Linked DNA regions of Mus musculus: region 2 is linked to region 1. Evidence: chromatin loops called from intact Hi-C (ENCODE). Cell type or tissue: heart. All regions are shown on one strand. Links, peaks and the distances in the headings refer to the core of each region. The heading gives the core; the rest is flanking DNA.

Region 1 (10,832 bases), core at 1,022-9,021:
AAGATGTGACTGTCTCTAGAGTATGGGGGAGCAGAGAGCTATTTTATTTTATTTTATTTTAGACAGAGTCTTACTATATAGACAAGGCTGACTTGGGACTTAGAGATCTGTCAGCCTCTGCCTCCTGAGTGCTAGGGTTAAAGGCTGTTCCTAGTGAACTTTTCATTTTGGGGATCAGGCTTAGGTCCTTACATGACTGAGCTGTCCCTTAGCCCCCATTTAACCATTTTAAACACATAGTACAGTAGTACTTGTGCTCATTTTTGTGCGGAGCATCACCACCATCCATCACTGACAATTTTATTTCACAAACCAGAAAGGCCATCCCCTGGGCCCACACCCTATCCCCTGGTAACCGCCATTGTGCTTCAGATACCGTGAACATAACTCTCTAGGACTTTCGTATGAAGAACCATCCAGGATCTGTCCTTTCATGTCTGTTTCACATAGCACAATTTCTTAAAAGTTCATGTATTAGAGCATGTCAGTTTGTCTTTCCTTTTAAAGGCTTTGTCACATTCCATTGTGTGCACCCACTGATGGACATTTAAGTTCCTTCTGCTTCTTGCTGCTGTTAGTAATGCTACTATGAACATACGTGTGCAAATATCTGTTTGTCTTTGTTTTACATGTGTTTAGATATATACCCAGAAGTGAAATTGGTAGGTAATATGGTAATTCATTTTTAAGTTTTGGTGGCCCTGGGGGCATTGGCCTAGGGACTTCACATGTGCCAGGTGAGTGCTTTACTACTGAGCTCTACCTCAGCCCCACTTGTAGATTTTTGAGGATCCACCTTGCTGGTCTCCCAGGTACAGCACTTTACCTCCCCTCAGTAGCATGCAAACTTCATCCCCCATCTTTATTAACAATTGTTCTCAGATCTGCTGCTTTCCTTTGTAATGTCCATGCACTGGGCGAGGTATGCTCTCTCCTAATCTTCCTTCCTTCCTTCCTTCCTTTTATTTTTTTGTTTTTGTTTGTTTGTTTGTTTGTTTCTTACGGTGCTGTGCATTGTTGAAGGTAAGATCTCCTAAGTGCAAGCCCTTAATTGTGGTTTTGATTTGTATTTCCCTAATGATTCATGATGTTGAACATCTTTCCATGTTGTTATTGACTATCTTCTTGGAGAAAGATCTGCTCAAGTTCTTTACCTAGGTTTTGAGATGTTAATTTTGTTCAGTTTTAGGAATTTCCTGTGTAGTCTTGGTATCAGCCCACAGCAGATGTCCACCACTCTCTGTAGGACACTTTTTAATTTGTTGCTCCTGTCCTTCAGTGAGCAGTTTTTAGTCCAGCCTGTCTTTTGCTGCTTTTGCCTTTGGTGCCATGCTTTTATTTCTTCCTTAGTGGAGCCTAAGGATAAAACACTTGGGGTTATGAGGACTAGCTAGCCTGGCTCCTCTCCATATGCTGGGTGGTGAAATACCTTTTTTCCCTTTGTGGGGCTGGACAAGGTCTCATTGTATAGCCCTGGCTAGTCTAGAATTGTGTAGAACAGGCTGGCCTGAAACTCAGAGAGACCTACCCACATCTGTTTTCCAAGTGCTGGGATTACAGGTGTGAGCTACCATGCCCAGCCTGTCAAAAAAAGTTTTCTCTTAGCATGTATTGGCCATACATATCATCAGGCTCCCCTTATAGCATGTGCTGTATTTGAGTGTATCAGCCTCCATTTTCCTCTCATTTTCTTCCTGCTCCTTGCCTTGCTCTCTCCAGTTAGGCCCTCCTCTTACTTTTCTGGGTTTTTTGTTTCTGTGAGCCAGTGAGTTTAATTAGAATTACTTACAAAAGCGCAAGTAACTTACTTGTGTGGGCACCACTAAAACAGTCTCTCCCTCCTCCAGCAACCATTTCCTGCCTATAAATACTCAAAGAGGAATGGACCCTGGTGAACTTCTCCCCATAACAGCTGTTAACTGTTAGTGAGCTCTCAGGGATGGGCAAGGCCTCCTGAGGCCCTCCATCTTCATGGCACAATGGTGCTGGGCCCAATCATTTGCCTGTGATCACAACCTCTGTGAGTTTAAGAGAAGGTGAAGGCAATTGCCATCAAATCTGAGAACCTAAGTTCAATCCCCAGGACTCACTGGATGGAAATACAGAACTAACCACCACAACTGTCCTTTAATCTCCACATACATGCCATGGCAATTGTATGCATGTTCAGGAACAGCACACACACACACACACACACACACACACACACTCATGAAATATAAAATATTTTAAAAGTGCAATAGCATGTCACACCTAGAAGACAATAGTAGACAGTACTTTTTCCTTGGTGTTCTCTGAGACTTGGAAAGGGAGATACAGATATCCCACTGAGGACTGTGTGTGTGTGTGTGTGTGTGTGTGTGTGTGTGTGTGTGTGTAGGGGGGATGTTTGCCCACACTTGTACATGTGGTGGCCAGGAGTCAACATCTGGTGTTTTTCTCTACCACTTTCTACCTTATTTTATTATTACATTTATTTATTTATTGTGTGTGGAAGTGTATGAGTGCATGCACCATTGTGCACATGGGAAAGTTAAAAGATAAATTGTGAAGCCTGGCGGTGGTGGTGCACGCCTTTAATCCCAGCACTTGGGAGGCAGAGGCAGGTGGATTTCTGAGTTTAAGGCCAGCCTGGTCTACAAAGTGAGTTCCAGGACAGCCAGAGCTATACAGAGAAACCCTGTCTCGAAAAACCAAAAAAACAAAAACAAAAACAAAAACAGAAAACAAACAAACAAAAAGATAGACTGTGGGAGTTGGTCCTGTTATTCTGCAGGTGGGTCCTGGGGATTCAACTCAGGTCATCCGGCTTGGTAGCAGCGAATGCCCTCCCCTGCTGAGCCATCTTGCTAGCCCATCTACTTTCTTTTTTTGGAGACAGAATTTCACTGAACTTGGTATTCTCCATTTTGGCTACACTTGCTGGGTGATCCTCCAAAACTTGCCTGTCTCTGTCTCCCAGTGCTGGGCTTATAAATGCACTGCCACACCAGGCTTCACAATTTATTTTTTAATTAGTGGGTTTTCCTGTGGCCTTTGACTCGTATCTAGTCGGCTGACTCTGCTATGCCTTCCGGTTCCGCATCCCCTGCTCTACTTCTGGGTTTAACTTTTCCACCCCTCGTACCCTGTGGTCCCCAGAGAAGTACCTTGGTTTTTTTTGTTAGTTTGTTTGTTTGGTTTTATGATGCTGGAGTTCAAATCCAGGGCCTTGCACATGCTAGGCACTGAACCACTGAGCTATGTCCCTAGCTCTTCTTGGCTAAATATCTTACAAACTTAATTTTCTTTAATTCTCACAAAATTCCAGGTAGGTAATGTCATTCATATACATGATATTGTTTGTTTGTCTTTTTGTTTGGTTTGGTTTGTTTTTTTTTTTTTTTTTGGAGACAGGGTTTCTCTGTATAGCCCAGGCTGTCCTGGAACTCACTCTCTAGACCAGGCTGGCCTCGAACTCAGAAATCCACCTGCCTTTGCCTCCCAAGAGCTGGAATGAAAGGCGTGCACTACCACGCCCGGCTTTGTTTGTCTTATAGAGACATGGACTTGATATGTTACTCAGAGTGACCTTCAACCCCGGGGATCAAGTGATCCTGTCAGCCCAGCCACCTACGCAGCAGAGACTACAGTGCACATCACTGTCCCTGGCATGACTCATATTTTACTGGCTCTACCTCTAAAGTAGGCATGAGCCACCACACCCGGCTGCCAGCGGCTGCTTTAACCATTAGTGCTGTCTTGGTAGTCTGGGAGGCATGTCAAAAATTCTCTTTGGGGTTTTATTTTTTAAATTAAGTGCAATCAAGAACAACTCACTCGCCGGGCGTGGTGGCGCATGCTTTTAATCCCAGCATTCGGGAGGCAGAGGCAGGCGGATTTCTGAGTTCAAGGCCAGCCTGGTCTACAAAGTGAGTTCCAGAACAGCCAGGGCTATAAAGAGAAATCCTGTCTCAAAAAACCAAAAAAAAGAAAAAAAAAAAAAAAAAAAAAAAAAAAAAAGAACAACTCACTCGGGCTGGCAAGATGGCTCAGCAATTAAGAGTGCTGACTGCTCCTCTGAAGGTCCTGAGTTCAAATCCCAGCAACCACATGGTGGCTCACAACCACCTGAAATAAGACCTGATGCCCTCTTCTGGTGTGTCAGAAGGCAGCAACAGTGTATACTTATTTATAATAATAAATAAATCTTTAAAAAAAAAACTCACTCTATCTGAAACTAGTCTGGAACTCACTGTAGCCCAGGCTGGCCTTCAACCAATGCAATAACCTCTTTGCCTAAAACTCCTGATGCTGAGATTATAAATGTGAGCCACCACATCTAGCTTCAGAGACGGATTTCATCTCAGAAAATTGGGCTGAGATGCATAGAACTGAAGGACCATCCTCAAGGCTCATGGTTTATAAGTGCCAGAGTGGGGACTTCTCCCGCTTGACTGTAGGCACTTTTTTTGTGCTACTTTATTGGGCTCTTGTATCTGCCACCTTTCTATCTGTGTTCCACCCTAATCCCTTCTAATCTCCTAGTACTAGGCTGGAGAGAAAAAAGGTTAGCGGGGAAAAGGGGCATAGACCTCTTTAGACTACTTCCTGCTGACCTGGGGTGTTGAGTTCTCTGGGGCAAATCCAACATCTTTGTTGTATCTCCAACCAGCAACCCAGCAACCCAGCAATCCAGAACCCAGCAATCCAGCAATGACAAGTGCAATAGCAGGAACTGGCAGCAGGGGGAGCAGCTGCTGCCCCTGGCCCTCTGGGCTCTCCTATTTATACTCTCTTCAAGAGTCCTAGAGGTAAACTTTCTGCACCTGGCAAAAATCACACACACACACACACACGCACACGCACACGCACACATACACACACAGCACAGGATAATCATAGTTATCCACTGTGGACAATCTGAAGCAGCCCCATATTCCACACCTGAGATTAAAACAAAAACATATTCACATAGCATAAGTGGGTTTTTAAAGAAACCGAACTTTTCACTACACTTGGCTCCTAAACAGAATGGCTTAGTGATTATTTGTATGACTGAGCGAATGGATGTCTGAATTACTTCAGTGGCTGGAATCTAGGAATAGTTGTCTTAACCCAGATTAGTCCTCACATCAGTACTGGTTCACCCAGTTCTTCCTGGTAGGATTGTGAGAGCAAGAGTCCTCCGCCCACGTGTGTTCTGAGGATTGACTCGAGAGTGTGCTTCCTTCAGCAGCCCTGAGACTTTCCAGCAGGACAAGCCACGGACTCCACTCTCTGATTTTGTTGAAGAACTATGGTTGTGGGTGGATGGAGAGGAGATGCCAGCTGCTGGTTATTGTTGTTTTCTGGTTTCTCAGGGGTTCTCTGTGTAGCCCAGGCTGTCCTGGAACTCACTTTGTAGACCAGACTGGCCTCTACCTCAGAGATTCTCCTGCCTCTGCCTCCCAAGTGCTGGGATTAAAAGGCATGAGCCACCACGCCCGGCTGCCAGTTGCTGCTTTAACCATTAGTGCTGTCTTGGTAGTCTGGGAGGCATGCCAACAATTATCTGTGGGGTTTTATATTTTAAATCAGTGCAATTGAGAACAACTCATTATATCCCAAACTAGTCTGGAACACACTGTAGCCCAGGCTGGCCTTCAACTAATGCAATAATCTCTTTGCCTATAAATGTGAGTCACCACAATCAACTTCAGAGACAGATTTCATCTCAGAAAATTGGGCTGTGAATCTTTGAAAGCTGGTGACGAGAACAGGGACCCGAGTAGGAATACTATTAAGCACCAGCCCCCCCTCCCTTTTCTTTTGCTGCTACTCCTGAGATAAATCATAGAGTTCTGGCAGATGGCTAGTCAAAGAAAGGAAATGTGGCCTGGGACATTGTATTGCTGGGGAATTTGAAAGCTGAATTTGCTAGTGCCTTCCAGAGAGAGAATCAGATTCTTAGGTTAACTTCCGAAATGATTCCTCTTCCACCTCTCCTCCTCCTCCTCTTCTCCCTCTTCCTCCTCTTCTTCCTCTTCTCCACTTCCTACTTCATGTGTATGAGTGTTTTGCTTGCATGTGTGTGTATGCACCACAGGCATACCAGGAGCCTGCTGAGGTCAGAGAAGGGCATCAATCCCCTGGACCTGGAGTTACAGGTGGTTGAGCTACCGTGTGTGTCCTTTGAGAGCAAGTGATCATAACCACTGAACCACCCCTCCAGCCCCAACTTTGGAAATTCCTAGACCAGCAACTCAAACAATCATAGGGTTCCAGATAAAGGAGCCCCGGCTTCCTGTGGTCTCTCTCATTTATATAGGGGAAACAGACCCAGAGAGGGTAGGTCTATGCTGTTTTTACCCTCACAAACACTTCTGACACCAAAATGTGAAAACTACCCCTGATACCAACCGGGAGTCCTATGACTCTGCTCAGTTCTACCACCGCTTGGAGTGGGTGCAGACCCCGTTGGGTAGGGGTTGACTCCTATACAACTATCCTTCTTCGTGCATCAATGAGCCTTGGTCACTGCCCCTGTGCTTCTGAGTAGCCAGTTCTGAGGTGGGAACTCTTATGACACCTTCTTCCTGCTTGATAGCCACAGCAGCTTATAGACCTCAGCTTGCTCTCTGCTCACCCTGATGCAAAGGATTCAGCCCACGAACAGCCAAGTGAAACAGTGCGTGGACAGGAAAAGGAGGATGAGCCCGAGGCCTCTGTGTCCACATCTCCCTGTATGTCTACATGCTCCAGTCTGGGCTCTTACAGCCCATCCGTCAGGGTCTATGGAGGCATCAGCAGGGTAGCCATGGTTGGTTACACATCATTGTCCCTGGCTTGCTCAGCTTCAGAGCCACACCCTTCCATGGGGTGGGGTTGTTATGGACTGAAAGTTCCAACCTTTTGAACCTGCCTTGGTTTTTGTGGCAATTAGCTCTCCTGCTGAAGCTATCTCAGGGTCCCCCACTGCCTGTAATCTCATCCAGGCTGGACATGGTGGCACATGCTTTTAATTCCAGCACTTGGAAGTCGAGGCAGTCAGATTTCTGAGTTCAGGGGCTAGCCTGGTCTACCTAGTGAGTTCCAGACAACTGGGGCTACACAGAAAGACCCTGTCTCAGAAAACAAAACAAAACTCCCTCCCACAAAGAAAATGCAAAGCAAAAGAAGCCACTCCAGTTTGTGCCAGGAATCTGAACAAAGGCAACATGTGCTTCTCCTGCCTTGGTGGGAGCTTTCCCAAGTCCCACACTGAGTCAGTTTCATGACACCCACCCACGGGGCTTTCTATTTACCCACAGTTTCTTGTCAGTCATTTCTTTTGGCTACTTGTTATGGTAGAGAGGCTCAATGAGGCAGTGTCCAGATGCCATTTAGTAGAAGGGCTCTTGACTCACTCACGGAGGTAAATACTTTTATTGTTTGAAAGTTAATCTCCTGATTCAGATTGCTTGGTAGGAAGAACAGTTTGGCTTAACTCCGGGTTTGATGCTTAAATGAAACTGGTCCCTAAAACTACCTTTAGCTTCTGTTTTCTTGGCTTTTTCTGGCATTCATTTCTTCCTTCCTTCCTTCTTTTTCTTTTTTAAAGATTTATTTATTTATTATATGTAAGTACACTGTAGTTGTCTTCAGACACACCAGAAGATGGCATCAGATCCCATTACAGATAGTTGTGAGCCACCATGTGGTTGCTGGGATTTGAACTCAGGACCTTCGGAAGAGCACTTGGTGCCCTTAAGCACTGAGCCATCTCTCCAGTTCTCTCTCTTTCTCTCTCTCTCTTTTTGAGATTTATTTATGTATTTCATGTATGTGTGTACGTTGTCACTATCTTCAGACACACCAGAAGAGAGCATCAGATTCCATTACAGAAGGTTGTGAGCTACCATGTGGTTGCTGGGAATTGAACTCAGACCTCTGGGAGAGCAGTCAGTGCTCTTAACCACTAGGCCATTCCTCCAGCCCCTGGTACTCATTTGAAACAGAGAAATACGTCTCAAATGAGGACCTAGGACATCCGAGATTGGTCAGCACTCTGAAACTGCTTTTCTGTGTGATGTTGAGTAGGTCGTGTCCTACTTGTTTATGTATTTGAATTACAGGTTCTTCAGGTTCATTCCCAGTCCTGCAATGTAAGGATAAATTTTATAAGACAAAAGATGACTTTCAGTGCCAGGCGGTGGTGGCGCACGCCTTTAATCTCAGCACTTGGGAGGCAGAGGCAGGCGGATTTCTGAGTTCGAGGCCAGCCTGGTCTACAAAGTGAGTTCCAGGACAGCCAGGGCTACACAGAGAAACCCTGTCTCGAAAAACTAAAAAAAAACCAAACCAAACCAAACTAAACCAAACCAAACAAACAAACAGCAAAAAAAAGGTGACTTTCAGTTTGTCTCGAAACTTTTACCCCTCCATAGGGGTAGTCTTAAGAATCCAATTTATATGTGTGTATATATTTATACATTTATACATATACTTCATACATTTACTTACAGTTATGATTATAGTAAATTTATTTGTATATGTTATATGTATAACAAATATTGTATATTTGCTTTCTGATGTTTTCATTGAGATATGGTTTTCCTTTTTGGTTTTTTGAGATGGGGCCTTATGTTTTTCCTATAGGAAATACAATGTACAAATCTTAGTTGATGCATTCTTGACAAATGTGTATGTTTGTAGTCTGCACCCTGCCAAGATGTGGACAGTCAACCTCACACAAGGCTGGTTGGGTTTTGTTTTGATGCTGTTCAGGGCAGGCTTCCTGTCAGCACACCTGCAGAGGCAGCCGCTGATCTTGTCTGTCTCTGGAGGTGAGGTGCAGCTGAGTGGAGTCACATGACGTGTGCTCTTTTGTGCTGTCTTTTTGCCCTGAGAAACCCTATACCTGTATGGTATTTTCACCACTTGCTACTCTGAAAGGTCATGAAGTTTGGCTTCCTTCCAGTCTCCCTGAGCTGCTAGGGTTGAGAAGTGAGGGCCCTCTGCCAGGGGCCCACCATATTGTCTGCTGAATGTGCTGGACGAGATGGAAACAACAGTTTGGTTTCCAGATTCTAGGTTGAATTTGTTTCTATAATTGTTGGTGTCACAGTCTCTCTTGTCAGCTGGGCACATTCAGTCTGCCAGCAGAGAAGACTAACTCTGACACCCGAAAATGTCACTTGCAATGGCATGTTTCTAAAATGGTGTCCTTGGGACGCACTCCTCTCAGTTTCCTATGTACATAGGACAGACGGCTCCACAGGTGAGCAGTGTCAGAAGGGAATCGAGGAGGTGGAGAGCCTTGCTGAACTCAGGCTCAGTGTGTCTGTGGGCTTCACTGCTGGTGGTTGCGTCTTATGTTTGTTTGTCTTCAGAGTCCATAACATTGGTTTCACCCTGGTTTTTGCCTTCGCTGACTTGGTCTAGCCCTGGTCTGCCTGACCAGTTGCTCTTAGCTGGCCTCTTTCCCTGTTCTCCTTCCCTTTCTATATTGTATGCCCCATATGTGGGACAAACCTGTTGGGAACTTCCTGGGATTCTCCCTCTCCTGAACGGCTTATAAATGCTGCTGGTGTAGGAGGCCCTCCCTGGCTGGGCTCCTGCCTGTCTCTTCCTTGCAGGCGCTGTGCATGCGCTGTGCTGTTCTTGTGCTCTCCCTGGCTGTGTGTAGCGTGTTATGGCTCCTGTGCAGTGGTCTCACTTGCTTGTGTTTTAGATCCATAATCCCTTCCTGGTCTACTTTAGGACCTTATGCTGACAACAATTCCTAATCTGCAGTGGTATGGCATTTCATATGTATTTGATAGATATTTGACTATTTAAGTGTGGTCATTATTAGCCTTTGGTTCTGGTATTGGGTTGAGTGGCCTCTCTAGGTGTCAGTATACATACAAGCTTCCTGTTTTCTATGTGGAAAATATGTCAGAGAGGAGGAATAGGGATGTACCCTGACAGTGTACTGGTGGGAGGAAGGGACGAATCATGTTTATCCCTCTGGGTATTGGAGGAAGCTGGCTCTCACTGCACTGCTCAGTGGGCTTTAGGCTCCGGCACACAGCTTATGTGTTTGGAACCAAGACTATTTCTTGTTTTGCAGCTTTCTCTCTGGGAGTTTTAAGGACATGGTCCTAAAAGTGGGCTGTGTAATTTTACCTCTTTCATGACTTTCTCAGAATCAAAAACCCCAGCAGGATTGAAGCCCAGTGTGGCCCACAGCACAGCCTGCTGGGGGTGTCATCTCCCTCCCCTGGCTTCCTGAGGAGTTGTATCTGGGGAAGGACATCGAGATCCGGTGTGGACTGGTTTGCCCATCTATATGCATACTACCTAGCACAGGTTTTATCTTGGGTCAGGACCCAGGTGAAGCAAGAACTCCCTTCCCAAAGAAGTAGTCAGTTGCTTTTTGGGAATTGTGGTCCTCTGTTCCCTCACGGCTGAGAAAGTGTCAAGGGAGACCATCTCCAGCACCTTTTAGAAAGATCACTAAAAATCAACTGTGTTTTACTGAGTCTCATGCCAGTGCACAGAGCAACTCTTTAGACTTGTGGTTTTATTTTGGCAAAGTATACATGCAAATAATACAATATTTGTCACCACCACCACATGTTAAGTATAGAATTCAATGGTACATACATTCAAAGTACATTCACATTTAATGTCCTTGTGCAGCGGCCACAACCATCATTTCCAGAAGCTTTTTAAAATCTTTCCCCACAAGCCGGGTGTGGTGGCTCATGCCTTTAATCCCAGTACTTGGGAGGCAGAGGCAGGCAGATTTCTGAGTTCGAGGCCAGCCTGGTCTACAGAGTGAGTTCCAGGACAGTCAGGGCTAGACAGAGAAACCCTTTCTCAAAAAAACAAAACCAAAACGAAAC
Region 2 (10,832 bases), core at 1,559-9,558, 84 kb after region 1:
CAGCTGCAGGAAAGGAGGCTCAGGGTTTGGAGATGCTGATGGCTGGGCAGGGCGGGCAGCTTTCAGAAGTCTGCTTCCACTCCTCACCCATTCGTTTCTTATTAGAAGAACACATGGAGTACTGGTCAGCCTCCGTTAAGGTGTGACACTGGAAGGGACAGAGTCTATGTGCATGAGGGTCACATAGAAGAGGGACTCCACCCTAAAGGGATCTTGGAGCACCTGCACTACCATTCTCTGATTTTAGAGAGAAGAAACAGAAGCCCCGTCAGGTTAAAGGCTCTGCAGGGTCCTGTGGGAGGAGGGCAACAAGTGCTCAGCTCCCTCCTGCCCTGTGTTCCTCCCGTGCTGTGACTCAGTGACCAGGGCGCACCATGCTCCAGCCCTCGGTAGGCAGAGCAAGGTGGGTGAGAGGCTACTCCTGTGGTTCAGACTGATCTAGGTGATCTCATAGTGGGCAGGGTTGGCTCAGGCCTTGGGCTGCCTGGTTCTGATCCTGTAGCTCACTAACCTTCTTCCTACCTTCTCCTTGACCTACAGATTGCCAGGCTGCGCAGTGAGCTGGACATTGTTCGGGGAAACACAAAAGTCATGTCTGAGATGTTAACAGAAATGGTCCCTGGGCAGGAGGATTCTTCTGATCTGGAACTACTACAGGTGAGGCTAACCTTAGCTTATGTAGCGTGGGCTGAGTGCCTGGCCGGGCTTTCAGGGGAAGTGCCAGTGCTGCCTACTGTGGTACCATGGCGGAGAGGGTCCAAGGCCATGCTGGTTCACATTCAACCTTACTTCTTGGAGAGGGGCAGAAGCCAGTAGCACTCTCTGTCCTGTAATTTTTTAATAACTTTTTTAAAATATTTATTTATTTATTTATTTATTTTATGTATATGAGTGCTCTATGTGCATGTACTCCTGCATGCCAAAAGAGGACATCAGAACTCATTATAGATGGTTGTAAGCCACAATGTGGTTGCTGGGAATTGAACTCCGGACCTTTGGAAGAGCAGCTGGTGTTCTTAACTGCTGAGTCATTTCTCTAGCCCATATTTAATAACTTTTTCCCGACTTAAAGTACCAGTTATAGAGTATGTGCCTATAAAAAAATAATTTTCCTTAGTTTTTAGCCATCTGCAATAAGTGGAGTTTATATTTTGATGTATTTTCAGTTAGACTCTTTGTTGTATTCATGCATTTTGCATTGAGTTGAAATTATGCTGTGTGTACAGTCTTGTGCATGGCTTTGCTCCCTTGTTACTGTATATACTGTATATATAAATGTCCTGGAATAAGAGTTCTTGGGCCTTATTCCAGAAGAAGCAGTGCTAGTCTCTCATCCTAAGGCAGGAGATTCTGAGGTAAAGTCAAAGCCCCTGTTCTCTGCCTCACTGCTGGGACCACTCAGGCATGGGATGAACACTGTGCTTCCTAAAAGGCTGCTGCCCCACCTCCACCCTCTGTCTCTGAACACTCTAGATGGTGATGCTGGAGTTGGGACATAGGGCCCTGCACACTAGACAAGTTATTCCACAGCTGAACCGTACCTTAGCCCACCCTACATATCTTGAACATGGCAGGAAATGGAGACAGCAGGAAGCCAGGCTGCAGTCTCAGACTCCAATTGGTTGAGGGCCTGTGAGGCCCAGAGGCAGAGGCAGAGCCCTGTCACATTAGCCTGCAGTGACTCCTGTACAGAAAGTGGCTGTGGCACTGCCCTTCGGGGTAGTGACCTTCTGGAAGGGCAGAGAGGGGGATGCTGTGAGCTGCAGGTACCAGATCCCTCCTCCAAGAGATAGGGTATATGAGTGTGCAGATCAGGAATCATGCTGGCTTGGTGACCTACCTGGCCTGAGTGCCTCATGATACCCCTGCTACTGCTGCTGCTGTTTCTGTCTGGCAGTCTTGCACACCTGAGTTCTGCATCTCCCACTTTGCTGAATACACACACTGGTCACCCAGGAAACTTGGCTCTGATGCTCCTGTGCTTTGGTAATACACATGCCCAGTGGTTCTGCTACTTGGAGTTCCCACTCCCCACTCCAAGCTCTTAGTTCCTATAGAGCAAGGCATGGTAAAACTTTCTTCTGGTCCAGCACTGAGCACAGTCTAAGTGTCGTGGACAGTAGGAGATACGGCTTCTGCTCTAGGGAGCTCCCAGCTAAGTACAGGAGACAAACAAGGAAACTGCTGACTGCAAGAGACCTGAACATCAGACTGCTCCTGAAACTGAGATGAATACCCTTGGCCTAAGTCAGTAGGAGCACTGAGTATCTCTGGTTCCCAGACTTCACTCCTGACACCTGCAGCAAACCAAGGTCCTGATTCTTCAGGTGGTGATCGTGTGTTACCTACTCTGTGGACCCACCTACCTTGAATACACCATCATTGGCCCCTAACGTAGCCTGCAGGAGGGCTCGGCTAGGCATCCTAGGGCACACAGGACTCTGAGGCCAGTCTAGTATGATATGGTGACTATGTTGTATCAGTGTTGGAATTCCTTATATGGGGTGGGGGCTGTCGCTCTGGGCAGAGCTGAGCTGACAGAGGAAGGTGGGTTGAACACAGCAAGATGGTTCTAGACAGGCAGAACAGAGAGCAGAGATGGTCTGTGTGTGTGTGTGCACATGTGCATATGTGCGTGTATGCATACATGTGCGCGTGAACGTATTGTGTGTGTGTGTGTGTGCATACTTATGTGTGTGCTCGAATGCATGTACATGTTTTGCACGCATGTGGTTCTAGGGTATTTTGTTTGTTTGTTTAAACAAGCTCATCAGCCAAGAATAACAGAACCTCGTCTCCTGGCATCAGCTCAGTTTTCAAAAATAGGTTGCTTCCAATGACATTTTCCTTCACTCTGTTTTGTTCCAACTCAGAGCCTACTGGCCCCCACTGCTGTCATATAAATCAAACAGAAAAAGACCATGTCTGGGAGCCTGCGGGGGGCTGTCATTTCAGAGTAGAAGAGGCAGAAACGGGTAGCTGTGTGAACAGACTCACTTTTCCTGGCTGGAGGCCACCGCCTTATGTCGCCCTTCTTCTGCCCCAGCAGTCAACAACCAGCAGGCAGGGGCTCTCACAGAATAGTGAGCCTTCCATATGGGAAAATGCCGCTGTCCTCTTGGAACATGGAGGGGTCAAAATCTGCCCCTAACATTCCATGGGCAATATGGAAGACAGCCAGACTACTCAGGGCAGAAGTAGTCCAGAGCTCAGGATGCTAGCCAGGGCACTAGAAGTAAGCATATTTGTCACCAGCCCAAATGTTCCCACCAACAGACACAAGCTGCTCTTGACACAGTGTAAGTTGATGACGAGAAGGTTCAGGGAGTTGGAGGAGAGGGGATTGGAGGTACTGACCTCAGGATGTACCTGTGGCTAGTTGTACTCATGGGCAGTTGGCATCTTGGTTGCTTCCTGTTTACGGCAAAGGTCTTCCAGGTGTGTCCTTCCACAGCCCATGAGAGCAACAGGGAAACTTGTGAACTACTTGTCTGGAGATTCCTGGAAAAGTGACTTGTACCTGAGGAAAGGCCAAGACCAATAACACGTAGTGCTGTCAGCTTTGCTGGAGGCCCCAAGGAGGTAAGATGTTGGAAGAGGACTCTCAGCACCTCCCAGGGTAGATGTCAGTCAGATCCTCTACTTTCTGAGTTGAGCAATATCTTCCAGACAGCTATTCCAACTCAACACCTGTGCCCAGAGTCCCTCTCCAGAGTCTTGGATCAGTTATTTTTTCACAGCCCAGTGACAGGCTGTTCTGGCTGTCATAAAAGCACTATTTGTTTCCAGAAGCCAACTAGGTTAGCCTCTGAGCACAGCAGGGCAGACAACGTACAAATGGCCAGATGCACATCTGGAAGGCTGCGGGTAAGGCACGGCCCTTCCTGTGCCTGGATCTCCTTCCTTGGTGCCTGGAGTGATTGCTTTTACTGTGAACTTGGCTGTCACAGGGCATGTCCTCTGTGAATCATAGCTTCTTAACTATTGTTAAAAAGCCCCTCTGGACACTGAACCCAAGTCTGTTCCCTGTAGCTTTAATATGGTCTGTGCTAGACAAAAGCACAAAGAAAATGCCTTACCCACGTGGGTAGAGCCTTGGGTATCCAAGGACTGCTGTAAGCCCTACCTACTGGCCGGTGTCCATGCTGGTGACATGCCTCTTGTATAGTAACAGGCAGCCCACCACAGGAGGCAGGTATTGTCAAACCCGCTGCCATCCAGTACCTTTTGTTTTGTGTTTTTTTATTTTGAGACAGTCTTACCACAACTATGGCTGCCCTGGAACTCTCTATGTTGAGTATGCTGACCTCAAATTCAGAGACATGCCTGACTCTACCTCCCGAGTCTTAGTATTAAAGTGTATGTCACCCCTGGCATGGCGTGCCACCTGCATCTCACATATACATACACGTGGTTGAGCCCTGGAGTGCAAAGCTGTCGTTTTCCTTCCTAAAGTACATGCCCTCGGCCAAAACAGACTATGTTTTACTGGGATCTAATTGAGCCTTTGCAGTGATGGATATTGTATAGGTCTCTATCAGATGGAAAGAGCCCTCTCTGTGCTGTTTTTTGAGTACCTTGTGGCCATCCCTGCTCACTTTGTGCATCTCATTTCAACAAAGAGAGTGGCCAAGATATTCTTCCCAGAAAAAATCTAGCGTATCCCACACCTCATGCTCTCCCTTCTCTCTTTCAGTGGACCTTCCCTCCTCCCCGTCCCCTTTGCTGCTGCAACAGGACGAGTCTTCAGGACTGAATTCTCTGTTCCTTTGCCTTGAAAAGGGTTTAGAGGATAAAAAGATTATGTTGTGAGGTAGGGATGAAACTGTCTCTTGAAGGGAAGATAACTGCATCAGGGTTAACGAGGCAGCAAAGAGGGTATTTGATCCAGTGTTCTGACTGACGGCAGGCATTTGCAGAAGTGACTGGCTGCTGAGAACCAGAGATAGGAGGATGCCAGAGCGGAAGGCCTTGGCACTGAAGGAATTCCTGGCCCAGAGTCTGCATGGTGGAAAGAAAGACCTGCACAAGTTGCTGGCCTCTGGCCCAGGAGAGAATCAGTCACTGCTCCTCATGGTTAAGAATAGAGGGGGACTGAGGTATCTCCAACAGCCTTCTGTGATGGCGGTAGATGACACCAGGGAGGCCATGAGGGTGGTCGGCTGGCACAGAGTGGCACAAATCCCAAGGTTATGCTCCATCTCTTTTTCCTTTTCTTTTTAAACATGATTTTTTTAAACTTTTAATGATGTGCCTGTGTGAGGGTATGTGCATGTAAGTACAGACGAAGACCAGAAGGGGACACCATATCTCCTGGAGTTGGGAGTTATGTGGTTTTGAGCCACCCTTTGTGTGCTAAGAACTGAACTCGGGTTCCCTGCAACAGCAGTGCACATTTTAACCACTGAGCCATCTCTAAAGATGTATTATTTTACGTTATGCATATAAATGTTTTGTCTGTATGTCTGTTTCTCTTGTGTGCCTGGTACCAGCAGAGGTCAGGAGAGGGTGTCATGTCCCCTGGACCTGGAGTTACAGGCAATTGGGAGCCATAAGTAAATGCATGTTGTTCTTTAGAATTAGAATGCACCACTGAATCATGACACATGAATTTTAGATTGCTAATATATCCTTTGTAATGATTTCATTTTACATATATGGGATTTCATCTCTTTTTTACCCTTTTTTGAGACACTGGTTTAAAAGTTGAAGTCAGGAAATGTGCAGAGACCATGAGTCAGAAGGCTGGAATGTGTGAGCCTGTCCCTGGGCAGAGTGCTTGTGACAGCCCTGGAGGAGTCTTCCACAGTGTGGCCTGTGAGACTCTGGAGAGAGGTTTCCCTTCCTATAACCCTGGCAGGAGGAGTGGTGAGAGAGGCAGCAAATGCGGTCAAAGCAGGTGCTTCTTGTGTTAGTGTCTGAGCGCACTTGTCTGTTCTTTCCTTCAGCAGGCCTCTAGCATTTTCCTAATGGGCTTGAAAGTAATGGAAGTCTTCCTCCAACTCTGCAGAGGTCTGGGATCAGACCTATGAGTATGGAGAATATCTCTAGCCATTCCTGCGTGCGCTGCTGCTGCTGCTGCTTAGTCCTCAGCATCCTTTCTGGGTGGGGCTCTGTGGTGGAAGCCATCACAGCCTTGCTCTCTTCCTTTGTAGGTGGGACCCTGATGCTTTAAGAGCTGCAGCCATGAGTTTTGGTTAGTTGCTTGGTTTTGATTTTGCCGAGAGACAGCATTGCATTATGCTGTCTTGTATGGCCTCTCACTTGCAACCCACCTGCCTCAGCCTCCTGAGATCATAAGCATATACCACAATGCCTAACACTGCAGTGTCTAAGACACTCTGCAGTGTGCCGCATGGCTCTTCTGTGAATCTAGGATCTGAATCTAACAGCTACTCTTTGGAGCAGAGCAAGCTAGTCGTTACTTGAAGGCTCTGCTATAAGAGCTGTACTGACAGTGAGAGGCAGCAGATGCAGTCCAGGTCTGGAATGCTGTGTGAGCTCTGTGAAGGGAGGGTCTGCCAGGATCTCTAGAAAACATTCTGAGTGGGCAGGGAGGTGAATATGTGGGAGTTACATGGCAAAGCTGACACTGTAAAATTTAAGTGGTTGTACTTTTGTTATATATATATCCACATACATTTGTATATATGTATTTTTAAAATATATCTATTTTAGGTGTATGAGTGCTTTGTGTGTATTTATGTGTACCATATGAATAACTAAGGATCTTGAGAATTAAAGCTGGGCTCTACAAGAACAGCTAGTGCTCTTAACTGCTGATTCACCTCTCCAGCACCTGCATGGTGTGTTTGTTTGTTTGTTTGTTTGTTTGTTTTGAGATAAGGTCTCTATATATCTCTAGCTGTCCTGGAACTTGCTATATAGAGCTTGCTGCCTGGCCTCAAACTCGGAGAGATCTGCCTGCCTCCCTCCCGAGTGCTGGAAAGGTATGTGCCATGCCTAGCACTTTGCTATATTTTTGAAAATTTATATGATAACATACTGGGGTAGGGACACATCCTGGGGTCTGGAAGGATACGTTAGGAGTTTAATGAAAGGAAAGGACATTGTTGGCAGAGGGCCAGCCCCTTGCCATCCCTGAGCAGTGTGGTAAGTTCGTGAGGCCACCTCTCATCCATGTCTAAGACATGTTTGGAGATGACCGGTGGGCTCTAGAAGGTGATGCTCTAGAACTGTTTGCAGCAACATGCCATGTGCCCTCTGACTTGCAGGTCTTCCACCTTGCCATTGGCCTGTAGTTGGAATGAGAACTGACTGACTTTTTCCTTCTCTTTCTCCAACCAAGCCCCCAAGGATTGCTGCCTAGCCATAAGTATTAGAAAGGGTCCTGCTTTCCTGCCCTGGGCCTTTGTGGTGGACTTTGCCTTTGTTGGAGAGCCTCTTCCAGGGACCATACTTCCTTCTCCAAATCTAGGGTAGGAATTTTTGGAGAGCCAAGAGGAGGGGTCTGTTCTGTTCAGAGAAGCAGGCCCAGACACTGGCGTTCCTTGTGTGGTGCTGTTCTGGCAGGGCAGACAGGATGACAGGCCCTGCAAGGGTCAGATCCAGGGCGGAAGGAGGCTCAAAGGATCTTTTGTTCAGGTAAATACCAGACTCTCAGCTACCTAAGTGCAAGTCTCTCCTGGCCTGTGTTTGAGTGCTTCCAGGGTGATCCATTTAGGCCAGACCTTGATCCTTAGTAGGCGTTATGGAACTCTGAGGCTGAGCACTATGGGAAGAGAGAGCAGTCAGGCCTAGGACACACATGTCATAGCATTGAGAGCTGAAGCACTGAGTGGGTAGAGGGCCACCTGCCTTGTGTACTCATTCTCTAGGGAGCATTGGAAAATGCTGCTACATGTTGTCCTTGGTGGTGAGAAGATGGGAAGAGAGGTCTCCTAGCCAGGACAGTAGGATGATGAGACAAAAAGAGGCAAAGATTGCCTGTGCTTGCTGTGACTAGATCTGGTAGTCTATAAGACCTATCTGCAGACTGAGGCGGTGCTGAGGTGGAGCTATGAGAAGTTTGGCCAGCTTTAGTGTCTGTTCCCATATCTAACTGGATTATTAGCTCCCCCCAGTGTCCAGGAACAGTATTTCACTTCTGCCTCGACCCTGATGGCCTACAGGAAGGCTGAGGGGCCAGCCTGACCAGCCTGCCATGTTTCCTCTGTAGTATCCTTAGTTTGACATACAACAGGGCAGGTCCCTAGCGAGTGCTTAAGGCTCTCTGCAAACAAGATCCTAGCTAGGAGCTTGCTCTGGGGCAAGAGGGCTCCTATAAACCAGCGTGTGAGGTACAGGGTCTGTCTTAAGGGGATGCTGCTCTGAAGAGTTGAGAGAGCTCCTGTGGTGGCTGAGGGTTGCAGGTGCAGCTTTGGCCAACAGAGAACTCTGTGAGAACTGTGGTGCTTCTGAGATCCTAGCAACTTAACAGATGTGCCACTGTAAATTACATGACGCTGTCATAAGATCCAGTCCTGCCATTGCTGGCAATGCAAGCAAACTGCCCCATTCGTGGAGGGCCTTTTATTCTGACCACCAATCTGTGTTCTAAATGTAATACTTTCACTAGAGAGATTCTATTTCTAAGGAGCTCATGCTATGCAAGTACTTGCCCAACTATGTAAGAATTGGCATAAGTATGAATTACATTGTTTGGGTTGGCCAAAGAAAAAGATTACCACAAGCCACGTACCCATCAGTAGCAGGTAGCAAGCTCTGTACAGTGTGAGATGCATGTGAAGAAGTGAGGCAGGCTGTACAAAGTCGTAGGCAAAGGAGCCTAGGAGATTTTGTTGAAGAGAAGCAAGCACAAAGCATCATGCTTTTCTATCTTAAAAATAATTTGTACTGGGCCTAAGAGATAGCTCAGCAGTTGGGAGCACTGACTACTCTTGCAGAGGACTCGGGTTTGATTGCCAGCACCCACATTGTGCAGTCCACAGCTGCCTGTGACTCTAATTCCCGGGGACCTGACACAGTCTTCCAGCTTCCACCAGCACCTGCGTGCAGGTGGTGCACAAGCATCCTCTCAGGCACACACACATAAAGAGAACGCTTTTAAAAGGATTTGTAGTTAGCTGTTGAAGTCATCCAACCCCTGTGCAGTGACAGTTCTGGAATTTTGTTTTCTTTAAAAACACAGAGGTGATGGAGAGATGGCTCAGAGGTTAAGAGCACTGACTGCTCTTCCAAAGGCCCTGAGTTCAGTTCCCAGCAACCACATGGTGGCTCACAACCATCCGTGGTGATATCTGATGCCCTCTTCTGGAGTGTCTAAAGAAAGCAATAGTGTATTTACATATAATGAATAAATAAAACTTAAAAAAAAAACACAGAAACATTATAAGAGAGTATTTTTGTTTTAATCCCAGGTGTGGGATATGAGGCTGCTCCACACTGACCACAGCAGCTGACTATGATTTGTCTTGTGCTCCAGCAGAGGGGTGGTTTTGACAGCTGCAGATGATTCTGTGACTGTGTGATGTTTGGAATTCTGGGAACTTTTCAGAGGCTCTATAATGATAGAGCCCTGAGATGTTGGTTGGTTGTTGGTAGTCGTTCAGGGGGATTGGTTGCAGGGTTTTTTTTGTTTCTTTGTTTTTTTGGTTTTTGGTGGGTTTTTTTTGTTTTTTTGTTTTTTGTTTTTTAGACAGGGTTTCTCTGTGTAGCCCTGGCTGTTCTGGAACTCACTCTGTAGACCAGACTGGCCTCGAACTCAGAAATCCACCTGCCTCTGCCTCCCAAGTGCTGGGATTAAAAGTGTGTGCCACCACTGCCCAGCTGTGTGGTGCAACCTTAACACTAGAGAGTGATGGTTTAACTTTATAACTCAAATCAAACACAGGCGAAAGCTTAACTGACAAAGACAAAGCAAAATGGTTGTTATGGTATTATTTCAGCCATCCAAAGCTTTTTTCTGTATGTGATGGTTTAATTAATTGTTTTGTTTTTAGTGGAATTATAGGAATATATCTGCTTAAATAGCCTTACTAAATTGTATCTTTATAGGTATCCCATATTGATTTCCAAATTTATTTGCATTAAATATTCTTTTTAAAAATGACTTGTACTAACATACTTGTGTATGCTCAGAGGTGTGTGTGTGTATGTGTGTGTGTGCACGTGTGAGTGTGCATCTCTGTGTGTGTGTCTGGGTATCTGTGTGAATGCGTGCATGTGTGTGTCCGTCATTGTGTGTGTGTGTGTGTGTGTGTGTGTGTGTGTGGTTGCACATGCTCGCAAGCCTACAGAACTACTTGCTTCCTCTGAGGCAGGAGAGGAGGAAGCTGTTAACTTCACATTCTGCACACGCCTGATTTTATGAACAAGCATGTACTCCTTCTGTGACTTTCAAGAAACAGTGCAAATCCTTTCAAAGGCAGTGGAATGTGAGAAAAGCATTCCCAGCAGGCCCTGCCAGAAGTGCATATGTTCCCTAGGAATTGAACAGGACCTGCCGAGCCATGCAGCACCGCATAGTGGAGCTCATCTCCCGAGTGTCCAATGAGGAGGTCACCGAGGAGCTGCTGCACGTCAACGATGACCTCAACAATGTCTTCCTCCGCTATGAGAGGTGGGGCAAAGTCCTCGGGGTCTTCTCCTTGAGAAGATGATTGGTGTATCAGAGGAAGTTCATTCATAAACAAAGCAGGGAGAGGAGCCTGGGAGCCTGGGAGGTGTTAGAGGTGGGGAGTAGTCATCAGAGATGCTCATTTGCTCTTGGATGACAGAAAAAGTGCTTCTTGTTCTCCAGAGAACAGAAGAGCAGGCAGCTGACTGCAGCCTCCACCTCTGCTCCCTGTGAGTCCCAGGGAGGGCTGAGA

The links. Hi-C counts contacts between places; a loop is a spot of excess contacts. Peaks named below come from ENCODE experiments on the same cell type or tissue, not always from the same donor. Only the 100,000 strongest peaks of a DNase experiment are listed, where the experiment ranks them.
Region 2: it touches region 1 in a loop (4-fold over the local background); 5 of 42 quality-filtered maps call a loop at or near these places.

What each region holds. Positions count from the first base shown.
Region 1 is chr11:60,332,380-60,343,211 of GRCm38, reverse strand. The region is part of intron 1 of Tom1l2 (target of myb1-like 2 (chicken)); the gene reads left to right. Among named protein-coding and RNA genes, the nearest start is that of Tom1l2, 15 kb to the left of the region's middle. In heart, for the core only: a CTCF peak has its summit at 4,721 (motif pointing right); no DNase peak of the experiment used is centred there.
Region 2 is chr11:60,248,681-60,259,512 of GRCm38, reverse strand. Tom1l2 (target of myb1-like 2 (chicken)) reads left to right here. Exons shown (of 15, transcript NM_153080.3): 7 at 541-657; 8 at 10,449-10,582. It overlaps Gm38501 (a long non-coding RNA gene), which reads left to right and starts at 663. Exons shown (of 2, transcript XR_388700.2): 1 at 663-3,582; 2 at 4,697-4,852. In heart, for the core only: CTCF peaks have their summits at 5,398 and 8,087 (motif pointing left); DNase peaks (open chromatin) are centred at 3,122, 4,982 and 8,055; H3K27ac peaks cover 1,018 bases.